Linked DNA regions of Homo sapiens: all the other regions are linked to region 3. Evidence: chromatin contacts called from ENCODE Hi-C data. All regions are on one chromosome and are shown on one strand. The core of a region is the stretch at or near the end of the contact, and the rest is flanking DNA. Distances in the headings are between cores, read along the strand shown.

Evidence for each region. Hi-C counts contacts between places; a loop is a spot of excess contacts on that map. Pooled maps may share reads with other maps.
Region 1: a loop to region 3 is called in a pooled map, with 5 times the contacts of the local background. The contact joins the promoter of EDIL3 here to the promoter of COX7C in region 3. A Hi-C loop is called at or near these places in 4 of 50 pooled maps.
Region 2: a map of ascending aorta shows a loop between it and region 3 (3-fold over the local background). The contact joins the promoter of HAPLN1 here to the promoter of COX7C in region 3. A Hi-C loop is called at or near these places in 2 of 168 maps with a recorded cell type or tissue (ascending aorta and chondrocyte) and 9 of 50 pooled maps.

The regions. Positions count from the first base shown.
Region 1 is chr5:84,382,769-84,387,596 of GRCh38, reverse strand. It overlaps EDIL3 (EGF like repeats and discoidin domains 3), which reads left to right and starts at 2,717. Exons shown (of 11, transcript NM_005711.5): 1 at 2,717-3,289. The coding sequence starts at 3,223. All of the region lies in intron 1 of EDIL3-DT (EDIL3 divergent transcript), which reads right to left.
Region 2 is chr5:83,718,435-83,723,264 of GRCh38, reverse strand. It overlaps HAPLN1 (hyaluronan and proteoglycan link protein 1), which reads left to right and starts at 2,410. Exons shown (of 5, transcript NM_001884.4): 1 at 2,410-2,476. RefSeq lists a silencer at 766-825.
Region 3 is chr5:86,615,849-86,620,395 of GRCh38, reverse strand. It overlaps COX7C (cytochrome c oxidase subunit 7C), which reads right to left and starts at 2,455. Exons shown (of 3, transcript NM_001867.3): 1 at 2,266-2,455; 2 at 900-1,043. The coding sequence starts at 2,340. The coding sequence ends at 927. RefSeq lists enhancers at 1,365-2,030, 2,328-2,417, 2,350-2,644, 2,031-2,696, 2,708-2,787.

The DNA of each region.
Region 1 (4,828 bases), core at 1,468-3,967, 2.2 Mb after region 3:
CTAAGAAAAAGTTTGTCATAGTACAAAAAAGAAAGTCTGCAAAATGCTGAATTAAATATTTTTGAAAAAAATTCTTAACCACAGGACCTTTCAAAGTATTTAATATACTAACATTCACCATGAATCTCTAAGAGGCTGCTTTGATATGCAATGTCTCCCCAAATTATTTTACCATGGATTTTTTCCTCCCAGAAACCTATTAACATCTTGGGGAAAAGGAGGCCTGCAGAAAATAACTTGAAAAGCACTGTCTTTGAGTGATGTACAGATTCATTTTTGGCACTGTAGGCTCCTATTAAGAGAAGCTATAAAACTGTAGGCTGGATCACAGTGATTAGTAAAGGTCCCTTAGCACTTTGTGTGAAGTACAAGCTTCACAATAGAGTTTCATCCTTTTACTTTTTAAATTTTATTTTATTTTAAATAATTCAATTTCTGCAGTCTTCTAACATATCTTATATTCCACTTCTGAAGAGGCTATGTGTGAGTGCAGTAACAGTGAAATGAGTCCTATCAAGGTAAATTAGGTAAAGTGCCTAGAATCTTCAAAATGAAAGGCTTATTGGTAGATGATCATTATCAATTAGTGGTTCAAAAAGAGGGGATGATTATGAATATGGAGCTGTGGATTTAAGACTATCAATTTTTTATTGGAAATGAGACGAGAAAGTAGAGATATTAAACTGGCAACATCTTTCATAAGTTGTCTATCAGGTAATACAGAATGTCATTTACTGTCTCCGCACCAAGTATTTGGGCATAGAATGTGCATTGTAATGTACTTTTATGCCCACTAGTTTTTAAAAACCCTTCTTTAAATTAAAAGAAAGATACATGTTTAGAAACACACACTGTTGGCAAAAATAATTTAACTTCTTAATATGCTCATTAAGGTCAAATACTATCAAAAAAGTGGAAATAAACAGGGAATAACATACAAAACTACACAAAATTCTTAACCCACTCTTTTTTTTCCCTTAAATATCACATCCCAGAGAGACTGGTTTCCAACTTTACATTTTTAGGATTTAGTACTATCCTTTAGAAATAAAACCTAAAACTAATATTAGACATCTCATTTCAAAAGTTAAAGTGTATTTTAGGATGAACATGCCACAGGGTGACTGAAAACATAGTTTCACAAGGAAGTAATGATGATGCACCAGAAAATTAGAATTTGATTGCTTGAAACATCTTTGCTACAACTCTGGACAATACTGTCTTATTCTAACATCTGTGACTTTAGGCATATAAATAGACAGTAAATAAATGAATCTCTCTCATTCTCTTAGCAAGGTGATTTTTTAAAAAATGTGTTTTAACCCTCCCACCAATCGTGAGATATGAACAAACCCTTTCTGAAAGGTGTTCTTTTTTTTCTTTCTTTCTTTCTTTTTTCCGTTGTTTGCTTGTCAGTTATACAATACCTTAAACCCTCCCTAGCAGTATTCAGCATTACGGTTCCATTCACCTCGCATTCTTCATTTCACTTAAAATTTGAAAAGGAAGGTAGAAATTTAAGTTTAAAGGACTCATCTCACCTTTAAAGGACTCATCCTTTAAAGGAGGCAGATGGAGATGTAGTTCCATGGCTAATTGCACTCTGTTATTCTTTTCTTAGTAGATTCACCTTTCAACTCTTTGCCTTCGAGAATGTTTCTCTTTCAATTTCTCTAGCTCTGTGTTTGTCTCTCTCCCTACCTCCCTCTCTAGAAGACAAAAAAAAAAAAAAAAGAAAAGAAAAAAGGAAAAGAAAAAAAAAAGAAAAAAAAGAAAAAAGAAGCCCTGTTTCATTTTGGTACCTGTAACTGCTGGAATTGGATCCATGTACAATAAGCAATCATTCTAACCGAAAAACAGAGAAGAAAGCACAATTGTAAGCCATGAGCTGTATTTTTGGTTCAATCACTTCCACTGCAAAAACCAGTCCATTTATTTTGGCGGATAGAAAGAAAATTTGATCCACCTTAGTGATGCTTCAAGGGTCTGTCTTTGCCTTTATGTTCTTGCACAGTTCCCAAACTTGCCCCACTTCTTCTCTGAAACAGATGTCCTGCTTAACGAGATGCATGTCTCCTACTCACTTCCACCCTTTTGCCCCCGTGAACAGATGAGCCCACAACCCTCTCTCCCCAGCCCTGGAGCTAACTAAATTGTAGACAGAGCAGCAGAGCAGCCCTGTCTTAGCTGATTAGGGTCTGGTTGCTGACTACGTTGCAGTTCCTGAGAAATACGGGGCAATTCACTTTGCAGGGTTCTGTCTCTCATGCAGTTTTGTGCCCCAAGAGTCACTTTTCAAAATCTCTTAACTTCTGTTCCTGGTTATACTGAGAAAGGAAGTTCAGGGGAATCCTTAACGTGGTTAATTATAAAGTCAGTGCTGGAATCCAAGGGACTCTCAGGCAGCAAGGGTGCAGCTCTTAACCCCACAGTCTCCAGCATGTGCGGAGAAGGTACAGGCAATGCAGGAACTTCAGAGGTGGTGGCAGGTGCTAGGTGCTAGGGTGTGGCTGCAGTTGTCTCCCTTTTCTCTTATAGCAGAAGGAGCTGAAAGAGGAGGGGAGGAGGGAGGAAGGAGAGAGAGAGCAAAAGAGAGACAGAGAGAGAGAGCAAAAGAGAGAGAGAGGAGGGGGAGACCCGGGGAGTGAATAACAGGGCGGGCGGAGGGCGGGCGGGCGCCGGGGGAGTGGGGAGCGCGCCTGCCAGGCTCAGACTCACACGCACGCCGCCTCTGTTTGTACACAGTGCGCTCCCGGCGGCCCGCTCGCTCCCCTCCAGCTCACGCTTCATTGTTCTCCAAGTCAGAAGCCCCGCAGCCGCCGCGCGGAGAACAGCGACAGCCGAGCGCCCGGTCCGCCTGTCTGCCGGTGGGTCTGCCTGCCCGCGCAGCAGACCCGGGGCGGCCGCGGGAGCCCGCGCCCCGCCCGCCGCGCCTCTGCCGGGACCCACCCGCAGCGGAGGGCTGAGCCCGCCGGCGGCTCCCCGGAGCTCACCCACCTCCGCGCGCCGGAGCGCAGGCAAAAGGGGAGGAAAGGCTCCTCTCTTTAGTCACCACTCTCGCCCTCTCCAAGAATTTGTTTAACAAAGCGCTGAGGAAAGAGAACGTCTTCTTGAATTCTTTAGTAGGGGCGGAGTCTGCTGCTGCCCTGCGCTGCCACCTCGGCTACACTGCCCTCCGCGACGACCCCTGACCAGCCGGGGTCACGTCCGGGAGACGGGATCATGAAGCGCTCGGTAGCCGTCTGGCTCTTGGTCGGGCTCAGCCTCGGTGTCCCCCAGTTCGGCAAAGGTAAGGCGTCGGGACCCGGACAGCTGGGTGAGGGATGGGCTGGGAGTCCCCTGAGAAACGCCGCGCAGGGGGCCGGAGGCGGTCCCTCCGGCGTGCCAAGGGTGGCGAGCGCCGCTGGCGGCGCGGAGGAGGCGTCGAGTCCTGGGTGCCCCGAGAAAGTGCTTGTAAAGTCTGAGCAGAGTGCGCGGGGCCGAGCGGGGAGAAGGGTGCGGGGTACCGGGGTGAGATACAGGAAAGAGGAGGACGGTGGGGAGCGGTAGAAGACAGCGTCCCCAGGACCAGCGACTCTGTGGCTCACTCGGCCACTGGGTCTCGGCGCAAACCCTCCCTAGGCAGTGCGGGCGATGCTGACTGCAGACGTCGGGCAGGGCTTTCGTGCGGGCGGGAGCGGGGGAAGCCAGTGCGCCCGGGCGTCAGCTAGTTGATGCGGGAAGAGGCTGGGGAGCTGCAGGGCCGTCCGCCCCCGGGTGCGGTGCTCTGGCGCAGGGCCTGGGCTGAGCCGTTCGCAAACCCAGACCCGGCGCTGGGCGTTTTGGCCGCGGGTGAGGTGGAGAGGAGTCTCACAGGTCACTTCAGCTTTCTCCTGCCTCCCCATCCCAGAGGAGCAGCATCGATTACAGCAAACCCCAGGAACCCGCCTCTCCTAGTCTGACCCCAGGGGCCTGGAGCTTAGCTGCGCACCCCCTCCGAGTACCAGTGTTAACTCTTGGTAATGGGGAATAGTGCGGGGCAAGCCACCCCTCGCGTCCCCGCACAGGAGCGGAAAAGTTGTGAGAGCTTGTAGGGTGATGCCTTCTGTGAATTGCACGAAAAAATAAAAACAGAAAAATAAAAATCAAATTAAATTAAAAAGAAAAAAGCATTTAAAAGAAAACGCAGGACTTCGACGAGTGTCCTGCTGGAGTAGTTTAGGCGACTTCCAGGTCCCCTGCGAGGTGCAGCTTGTCCATACAAACCCTTGTGCTGACCTGGGTCTCACCGCTGGCCGGGGCTGAAGTAGTCGCCGGAAAAGGGCAGCGGGGGCAGCAGGGTGTGTGGGGAGGCGAGTGGGAGCTGTGCCTGGGGGAGCTGTGCCACTCCTGCGCTCACAGATGCGGGCGGCCCCTTGTGAGGGATCCGCGGGTAATAGAATCCTCTGCAGGCAGCTTCAAGTGGAAAGCTGAGTGAACTACAGGGTTTTAAATGCTGTGCCTCTAAAAAAGGTAGATGGATTTAAAAATGCGTTGACTCCAGTCCACTTGAGATTAGACAGAGTATGAATATTCTGCACCATCCATCCATGCACCTATCCATCTATTTGAGTCACAAGAAAATTGTGGACTCTTGGGCGACTGTTCGCCCAAGAAGCCGGGTGTTGCTGGCCAGATGCCCTCGCAGCTCTGGCAGTAGAGATCCATGGCCGCGCCTTGCCTGGGCCTCCCTCCGTCCCCCAGAATGTGGTTATTTTCCCCCAGCGTGTAGGCGTGTGTGTAGGTGTGTGCCTCGCCTGCGTTTACAAAGTGCCCTTCCAGTTAATAGGCAAAGGCAGCCACTCCACTA
Region 2 (4,830 bases), core at 1,161-3,660, 2.9 Mb after region 3:
GAACAAGTGCCAGCCATGAGCCAGCTGATTTGATTTACGCTCCAGGCAATCGCCAGAAATTAGGTTGTTAAGCTGAGGGAACAAGATCGGTATTTAAACTGTCTTTATATGATATCATAGCCACACACCACCAGCCTTACCACCTTTATGGTGCTTTAATATAAAAATTGGATATTTGTTTATAAGTCTAATTCGTTTATGTTCTTTAAAATACACACCACCCTGAACGTTTACAAGAAATATGAATAGCATAAAAACCCTTTGCATAGTTGAAAAGCCGAGATGTATCTTATTTTTATTGGCAGTTAATGTAGAGGCCTATATAACAGCTGCCTCAATAGCCACTAGATTAGGGACATAAAACTGCAAAACCTGTTCCCTGTGCGGGAGGGGAAACAGAAAAATAAGAGAAGCGCCCTCACCCAGGTTTTGGAATTCCAAGAAAGGTGTTGAACGCCTGATGAAGAATTCATTTTGAATATAACTGTCTTCATTTAGGGAGGGTGTGTGAGTGTTCCGTTTGTCTTTGAAATGAAACCTTTCCAAGAGGCACGTGTTGATTTACCAAAGACAGAATGGCAAGGGGGAGCCCAGAGGCAAGAACTGGTGAAATCTCTCAGAAGACGCGGGAAGAAGCCTTTTTTCCCCTGCAATCTCTCCCGCCTCTCTCCAGAGTCCAGGAGGAGGCAGTCCCCGTGGCTTAGGCTTTATCTTTAAGACAATAGCGCCGCTCGCCGCCACCCGCGCGACTCGGATCGGGCATCCCGGCGGCCGCACCCCGCGCGCTGGCTCATCTGCACACCGGCCACCTGCATTGTCGGCCAGAGCCCCCGTCCCGGCGGCTTCCCCAGCAGCTTGGCTGCCCCTCAGGTCCTCCCATCCCACCTTGCACCTCCAGGACGCCCTGGACCCGCCCATCCTCCTGCCCCACTAGCTCATCGACTTACGACTCCCTCAGTCCCTACGGCCCACGGAACCCTCTCCCCAACCCGCGCCACAGCCCGAGCGGCGGCGGCGGCCTTAAGAAGCCCGCAGTCCCGCCCGCGCCGCCCCGCCGGGGCCGGAGGTTGGAGCCGGGAGCACGGCCGCGAATCCCCGCACGTCCCCAGCGCTCCGCGACACCGGGCCCTGCTCGCTGCAACTCGGGGACGGCCTGCGTCTCGCCTCCACCCTGGCCGCGGGCCCCTCGAGCTTGTTTGCTTGTCCTCAGTCCCAGGGCCAGCCCCGCTCCCTCCTCCCGGCTGCTCCAACAGCCGTTTGCTTCCTGCGGTGTGTTTCTTTTTTCCCCTTCCTAGACTCCATCAAAGGTGGCTCTGTTATTGAAATATGAAGCCATTTCCTCTCCAAAACCCTTGGTTACTCAAGGCGGGAATCAATGGACCTATATACTCTCCCAGAAGTTATAAATAAACGTCTATTTGTTCAGGAGGCGTTTTCCCGCGTGTCCCAGCATCTTCCCCACTGGTTATTTCAGGGGTGTGTGTGTCTGTGTGTGTGTGTGTGTGTGTGTGTGTGTGTGTGTGTGCGCGCGCGCGCCCTGTGCCCATCTGGTTCTAATCCTGGTTATGGATCCACAACCCAACCCCACCCATCCCGTCTCCCCCTCGCATTCCTCGTTCTATAAATAAATCCAGGTTCTTTGAGCTCTGTCATCCAAGGATACAATAGCAGTTGTTTGTTAAGAGAAATTTAAACTCAACACCAATACTGAGTCCAGTAAACCAGAAAATATGCTTCTGGTGATTTGGGTGGAAGGCCATCTCCAGTTTAAGAAGCTTTATGTGCCACTATCATCATTGTCTGTTATCCTTGATCTCCTTTGGTGAGGGGAAGGCGGGAAAGAGAGGACCTCTCCGACCCTTGGATTTTTCTTTTAAGCAGAGGCTAATAAAACAAAGCGCAAACTGACTGTCCTGAGGAGTCTGCTCACACCGCTGCCCCGCAGATCATTCCACAGACCCCTTGTCCCATCCCTTCTGGACAGACCCAGGACTGATGAGGGTTCGGGTTCGGGAGGTGTGGTGTGGTGGGGGCTTGTGTGGCTGTAGCGGCCGGCTTTCCTAAACCCCAGAGCGGGATACTCGGGATCTGAGCAGAGGGGAAAGTCATCTAAGAGGCTGCTGCTTTACAAGGTCTGGGCACAGAGCTGCCCCTCCCTTCCTCCCTGAAGTTTGCATGAAGTGCACATTAGGCTGTAATTAGGGGATTTGGGAGGAGAACTTTCCTGGTGACGCTTTGCTTTTCTTCTGCTCTTGGTGAGAAAGTGCCTCCTTCTTCCCAGGATCAGGACCTCTGCCATCCAGCGCCACAAAGAGACATTCTGCACACACACTCACACACGCACACACACACACACTCTCACACTCGCCCAGAGACAAACTTAAGGTGAGGAGAAAGAGCGCTAGCTTCACTTGATCTCCAGCTTCCAACTTAAGCAGAACTTGAGAGCATCCGAACTCCTGGATTTCAGGACAAGGTAAAACTTGCAAATTGTTTCCCCCTCTTTTGGTTATACCTTTGTGCCTTTAAGATTTCAGAGGGCAATACACATGCAATGTATATATACATTAAACAAATTTTATTCTTTTCTTTTGAGTTTAGTTTTCATTTGAATTTAATATGACACCTCAACTTTTAAAAAAGTTTCATATTGTCGGATAAAATATTTCACTACAATAAACAGGCTCAGTCTAAAAATGGAGAAAGAATTAACTCTAGTATCTTAGCTTCTGCTAGTGCTCCTGTAAATCTGGTAGGGTCATGGTTTCCAAGTGGTGACTTTTCTATCTGTATCTCAACAACCATTTTTATAGCACCTGAGATGAAACAAGGATAGTATAGGCTGAAGGGAAAGGTGAGGAATGGGAATGTCCAGCCAGGCTTATGAATTTTGTTTCAGAGAATATATAGGGTTATGTGAAAAAGAAAGTTACTTTAGGCATAGGTAATACCTGTTAGATTAATAATCTTAGAAATGTTGCCATTTTTGGCCCAGGCTTCCTTCTCCAGCTAATTATGAACTTAAGATCATAGAATGATGATGCATTTCATATATACAATGATGTTGATGGATAATTTGAATGCACTGAAGAGAATTTATAGTCATAGTTAAGATTACTGTTAAAAGTTGCTTAAAGAAATTATTTGTATGTTGAGACTGTTCCCCACCAAAAACAAACCTAAACTTGTTTGGGCTTCGATTAAGTAGTTTTCTTCCATTGAATGTGACTGTTGTGTTCAAAATAAGATGGCTTATTAATTTGAGAATAAGTTGCTTTATTTTCATTTATCACTGGAAAAATACACACAGTGGCCAGTACATTTGGGAATTTTTAGGGTGGAAAGTGTTCCTGTACATGTTCCAGTGTGATGTCATAAAATCAAACATACTGGCTGGCTTCTTGGAAGCTAATAGTTCTTAAGAAATTAAGGCTGTGGATTGATTTCTAAATGAATGTAATATTTATTCATTACAATTGTAGTTTCTGGTAACTATTTCTATGTGATTATTTCTGTGTACTAAATTTGCAGAGATTTTATACACATTTCAGTCATTTCAGTATTTTAATGGAATGGGAATATTGTTCTATCAAAAGTATATCATAGTAGTTATCTTTGGAGAATTTTTAATGTGATATGATTCATAATTCTTATATCAGTTAACAAATTCCATTTACCTACAAAAATGAAAGTTTCTCTTCCATTCAGTAAAATATAATGTATACCAAAGGACTCTTCAGATATTAGCTTTAGTCTTTAGTCACTTTTATACCACCCATTTTAAAAAATTTAATTGTTTCAGCTAAGAAATGAATTTATACTTTTGTTGATGACCTCTTCCACTAAATTGGAAACAGCTTAAAAACAGAACTAGATAAGAAGTAATTTTACTTAAGGCTAATTAAATGAACAAGAGATAACCAACAACCTCAACAGACCACTGCTCTACAGGAGGAATGTACCCAGAGGCCAGTATTCTCGACAGGAATGCCTTATGGGCCTGGGCTTTCTATGAGAAACAAGAAGGTGGGGAAACATTATGTACTTATTTATAAAATGAGCCATTTATTTTCAGCAAGGCCCTGTCTCTCAGAGGAATGACTGACACTGTAATTTAGAAGTACTGAAGAGACTTTCACAGAGAAGAATCAATTCATTATATCCCTAGTGGTTTCACTTCCTTTTCCTTCCTTTGGGAGCAAGTAACACATCCAGGATAAATACATTCAGAGTACACAGAAAGATACTTTATGAGTAAACGGTCTACTAAACAATCCTGCCTTTTAGCATCTTAGGTGTGGAATATTGGTATTTTCTGAACAGTTGAAGAAGTCCTTTGAATCTTAAGATAGCAATGCACTTCATCTTTGTAAAGATGAACAAAAGTTATATTCAGAAAATGACTCCCTTCCTTAGAAAATACTAGTTTTCTTTTTCATTTCTTTTTGCCCCATGCACATTTTATTTTTCAGATTGCATTTTTAAGATCATGATCTCTCACCAGTTAAAATTCTGACGAAATACCAGGCAAATTTGAAAATAATTTTGATAGTGCTTCAAATTAATTTTCTGACATCCTGCAGCCATGAGTAGTAACCATAGTACTTAGTCTATGTCATTTAAGTGTACTTAGCCTGTCATTTAAAGGTAGCAAAATGCTGTTGGAAGAAGTAGGAAAGGATGGAAACCTGAATATACTTAGGATTTTAATCAATAGTGTTTAAGGAGGATTAGAGGAAACAGCTGGTTAAACAATTATTAGGAGTAGAGAGGACGAGGTGGTATAAATTAATAATGCATCTCTTTATTTACACTGAATGGGAGGGTCTG
Region 3 (4,547 bases), core at 1,206-3,705:
AATTAAGCTAAATATTTTATCCACACACAGCAAATCTGCTAACCTTCCAATATGAACGACTCCTTTGAGCATATATTAACATATCCCCTTGACACAAGGCTTCTCAACCTCAGCACCACTGGTAATTTTGCCCCCAAGTTGGAACGATCAAAAATGTCTCACATTGCCAAATGCCCCATTGTGTTGTAAAATCATCCTCATTTAAGAACCACTGCCTTAATGAGGAAAGTATATTTAAAAGTTTGAGTTTCCCAACATGGCTGAGTTGGTGAGGCACAGATTTACAATTGCATAATTATCTGGGACTTATGTATCAAGGAGCACTAGAAGGGTTTTATCTTCAGGGATTTTTCACAACTTAAACAAGTATTGTAAGCCAATTTAAAAACTAGGAGCACAGTGACCACTTTCTAAAAGAAATGGAAATGTTTATAGTGTTTTAAAAGACACATTCTCAGCTACTGTTCTAGTAACAGTGTTCAAGATAGAGTAACATTAATCAGTTTATCAGTTTTACCTGGTTAAAAGTGTGAGTTCTGCAACAAGAAACTGCCTGGGCAAGAGTCCTGGTCCACCATTATACTAGTTATGAGATGTTGAACAACTTAACATCTCTGTGTCTCAGATGGGGTTACTATCATCCGCCTCACAAGCTTGCTAGAGAACATGAGATATCGATGTAAAGTGTACCTGATAAGCAGTAGTATTCAATAAACACTGGCCATTATTGAAATATTTTTATATAGGTTTACAACTAGTCTCCACCAATGCCACATCTACACATAACCTCAGGAATCAGCCCTACACAACAATGTATTTGTGTGTGTGTTCTGGGTGATGGGGAAGAGGCTACTTAATAAAAAGGCCTGCTTTAACATGATTAGAAATCCACTAACTACCTGTTAAATGGAGGAACTGAAACATCCTTATGTTTTAAGCAGTTGGTGTCTTACTACAAGGAAGGGTGTAGCAAATGCAGATCCAAAGTACAAACACATCTTAGCTAGTAACGACCACTTGTTTTCCACTGAAAATGGCAAATTCTGTTGGAAAAAAAGAGAAAAAGTAATCGAAATTGAATCTCAAATCATCTGCTTAATAATCAAAATACAAGTATACAGGAAATGCTAGTTATATTTTACATCATCAGGTTAACATATGCCATAAATCATAACATCGTTTTAAACATTTATCTTTCAAATCCTATGACCTTCATCACAAAACACTACATGGCAAGAAATAATCTGGCTTTACTAAGCACTAGGCAATGAATGGTCTTGAGGACTCAAACGTCAAATAGTGAGAAGTTTCTTACTTTAGAAAATCGAAAAAACTACTGTCCTAAGTAGTCACCTTAGAAGATACATGGCAATGTTAAGTGCAATACAGCTCTTTTTTTTTCTTTTTTTTTTTTTTTGAGACGGAGTCCCGCTCTGTCCAGGCTGGAGTGCAGTGGCCCGATCTCGGCTCACTGCAACCTCCACCTCCCGGGTTCAAGCGATTCTCCTGCCTCAGCCTCCCGAGTAGCTGGGATTAGAGGCACACACCACCACGTCCGGCTAATTTTTTTGTACTTTTTAGTAGAGACAGGGTTTCGCCATGTTGGCCAGGCTGGTCTGGAACTCCTGACCTCAGGTGATCCGAACGCCTTAGCCTCCCGATTACAGGCGTGCGCCACCGCACCTGGCCCACAGTTTTTTTTGTTTGTTTGTTTTTCATTACCAAGCACCTTCTCTGGCCTTTATGACTAGGCCTCGTGTGACCCTCCGAGATTGTTACTGCTATGTGGTTTAAGTTATTTACACCTGAGGCCAAACCCAGCCTTAACTGAGGTGAAGGGTTAGTACTTCTAACTTAGGCAGCTAGTTTAAAAAGCCTGTTCCATAACCAGAGGCCCTGATTTCCTCATGATTTTCCAATGACCTTCATTTCGGGTCCGATGACCTCCAGCTCGGATTTAACCAACACACCTACAGCCGTGGCCTCCCGGAGCCATCTCAGGGCTTTCTGCGGGGCGGGGGAGGGGGCGTCAGGTGGCTGATGGAGGCAGGGCTTCCGGATCTACCTGCCCATTCCTTTAGCGGCTACGCGCTAGGATGCCCAGCTTCCTCACTGGTCCTTGGGCTAAGTGGAATGCTAGTCTGCGTCTCAGCCTGGTTTCTGGCTATCATCTCCCACGCCACAGCCCGGAGGCGGCCTTGCAGGTGCGCGAGTCACAGCCAAGCGCCCCCTCCCCCAACGAAGCCGTGCCCCTTACACACTAACCTTCCCAGGGCCCTCCTCATAGTGGCTCCTACGGACCACAGAGGTTGTGAACCTCCGGATGCTCTGGCCCAACATACCGCTGCTGGAAGCTCTGCGAAAGGCGCAGAGAATGAGGACAGATGAAATGGCGGCACCTCACCAAGACCTTTTTTTTCACGACCTTGTTCCCCGGTGCGCAAGGACTGAAAAGAAAGATGGGAAATGGGGCGGAGCCTTGAGGAAACGCGACAAAGCGGAAATCGCCCTGGATTGTGGGAATTGTAGTTCAGACCATTGCGGAGCCTTATCAGCCCCCGAAGGATTGTGGGAAATGTAGTTTCGCGCCAGGCTTAGGTCTAGGATTCCTGGGGCCTGTTACCGGAAACGATTTTATTGAATCAAGTGAAGCAGTTTCACCCCGTATACTCTAGTCTGTTGAAAAGGACAATAAACCCATCCCTTTTCTCTTCTTTCTTTCTTTTTTAAAAATAAAGTATATGCTAGGTGTCAATGATTTCGAGGACTTTTGCCAATGCTGAGAGATATGTGCTAATGATCCTAGCTGAAGAAACAAAGCATAAACACAAGTAATCAAACAACGTGCAGCACAAAGGACTTCAGAGAGAAAACTGAAATGCTAAGGGAATGATCACTAAAGATAATGGGAATCGAATAAAAAAGAAGGAAGAACAAAGGGCAGGGAAAACTCAAGTCTGGTATGAGTACAGCATGTGTGAGGAGTAGAAGGGAAAAGTGGCCTCTGACACCTGGAGCTAGCCTGGACTAGGAACTGGTGTCCGCCTGATGAACGTACACAATTTCAGCAAGCATTAGCATCCAACAAGACCACTCTGACAGTGTTCATTAAGAAAAGAATATGATCACTGTGTAATCACATCTGAACACAGATAAAACATTGTCCAAGCCACGAAAATGACCGGACATCACCCTATCTGGTTTAATTTGATGACTTCTGCTTCTTTACCAATTACAATCTTAGCCTTGATCTAGCCTTTCTTCCTCCTAAGATTTGGTAAGGTAGCCAATATTAGGAGAAAAAAATCCCAAATCCAATAAGCATTTTCTAATATTTTACAGAGAACCCTTACTGCAATGAATAATAAACCCCGTTTGTCAATTACATGTGTGCTTCTGGTGGTCTTTGACCAGAAGGTATTGAGAAGAAACCAGTGATAAATGAACCTGGGAAAGTGGTGTTAGGTTAGATTGTGAAAGGCCCTGGTAACCTAAATGTTATGTTATTCATCTGTGGGGGAGTGTATATTGCCTCACGTGTCTCATTTATATAGCATTAGGAAACAATTCCAATAAGACCTAAGGTTTGCTTTGAAAAGGGCATAACATATATGCTCTTTTCGTCTTTTTTTTTTTTTTTTTTTTCAGTTTTTGGAAGAGAACAACCATGCCCCTCCCCCCCAAAAAAACACTTAAAAAAAACACTTAAATTCATATTTTGTTTCAACAAGTAGCTTCTTTTTGAGTAGGGGTTCATGAAATGCATCATAACTGGTGTCCTCTACCACCTAATTTATAGAAGTTATGTGACATTCCATTTTTTTTTAACATTCCGTTCACTGCCTTTACATATTAAAGAATTCTGATTTAACTATAATTGAGAAACTTTTTCACACTTAATATTTCTAGATTACACTTTTCAATCTAGTGTGAGTAATGTTATCTGTGGATTTGGTTCATTGTTGCTTCTAATTCACATTAATTGAGCCTCCATTGGGTATCTGGCTTTGAGTTAACTCTTTAGGGACCTGCAGGGCAGAGATTCCAGAATATGGTTTCAGAACTGTCTGCCTTCTCATGGGCTTTGTGGTAAGTTAAATACAAAAAAAAAAAATATGTTTGGCCGGGCGCGGTGGCTCACGCCTGTAATCCCAGCACTTTGGGAGGCCAAGGCAGGCGGATCACGAGGTCAGGAGATTGAGACCATCCTGGCTAACACGGTGAAACCCCGTCTCTACTAAAAATACAAAAAATTAGCCGGGCGTGGTGTCGGGCGCCTGTAGTCCCAGCTACTTGGGAGGCGGGGGCAGGAGAATGGTGTGAACCCGGGAGGCAGAGCGTGCAGTGAGCCGAGATCACACCACTGCACTCCAGCCTGGGCGACAGAGCGAGACTCCATCTCAAAAAAAAAAAAAAAAAAAGTTTATACCTATGTAAATATGGGGGAGGGTGGTGGTTACACTCAAGTGCCGGGCATGTGAGTGAAGCTATCTTGGACACTTCAGCCCAGCCCCGCCCTCAGCTGAATATTGCTGAGTGACCACAGT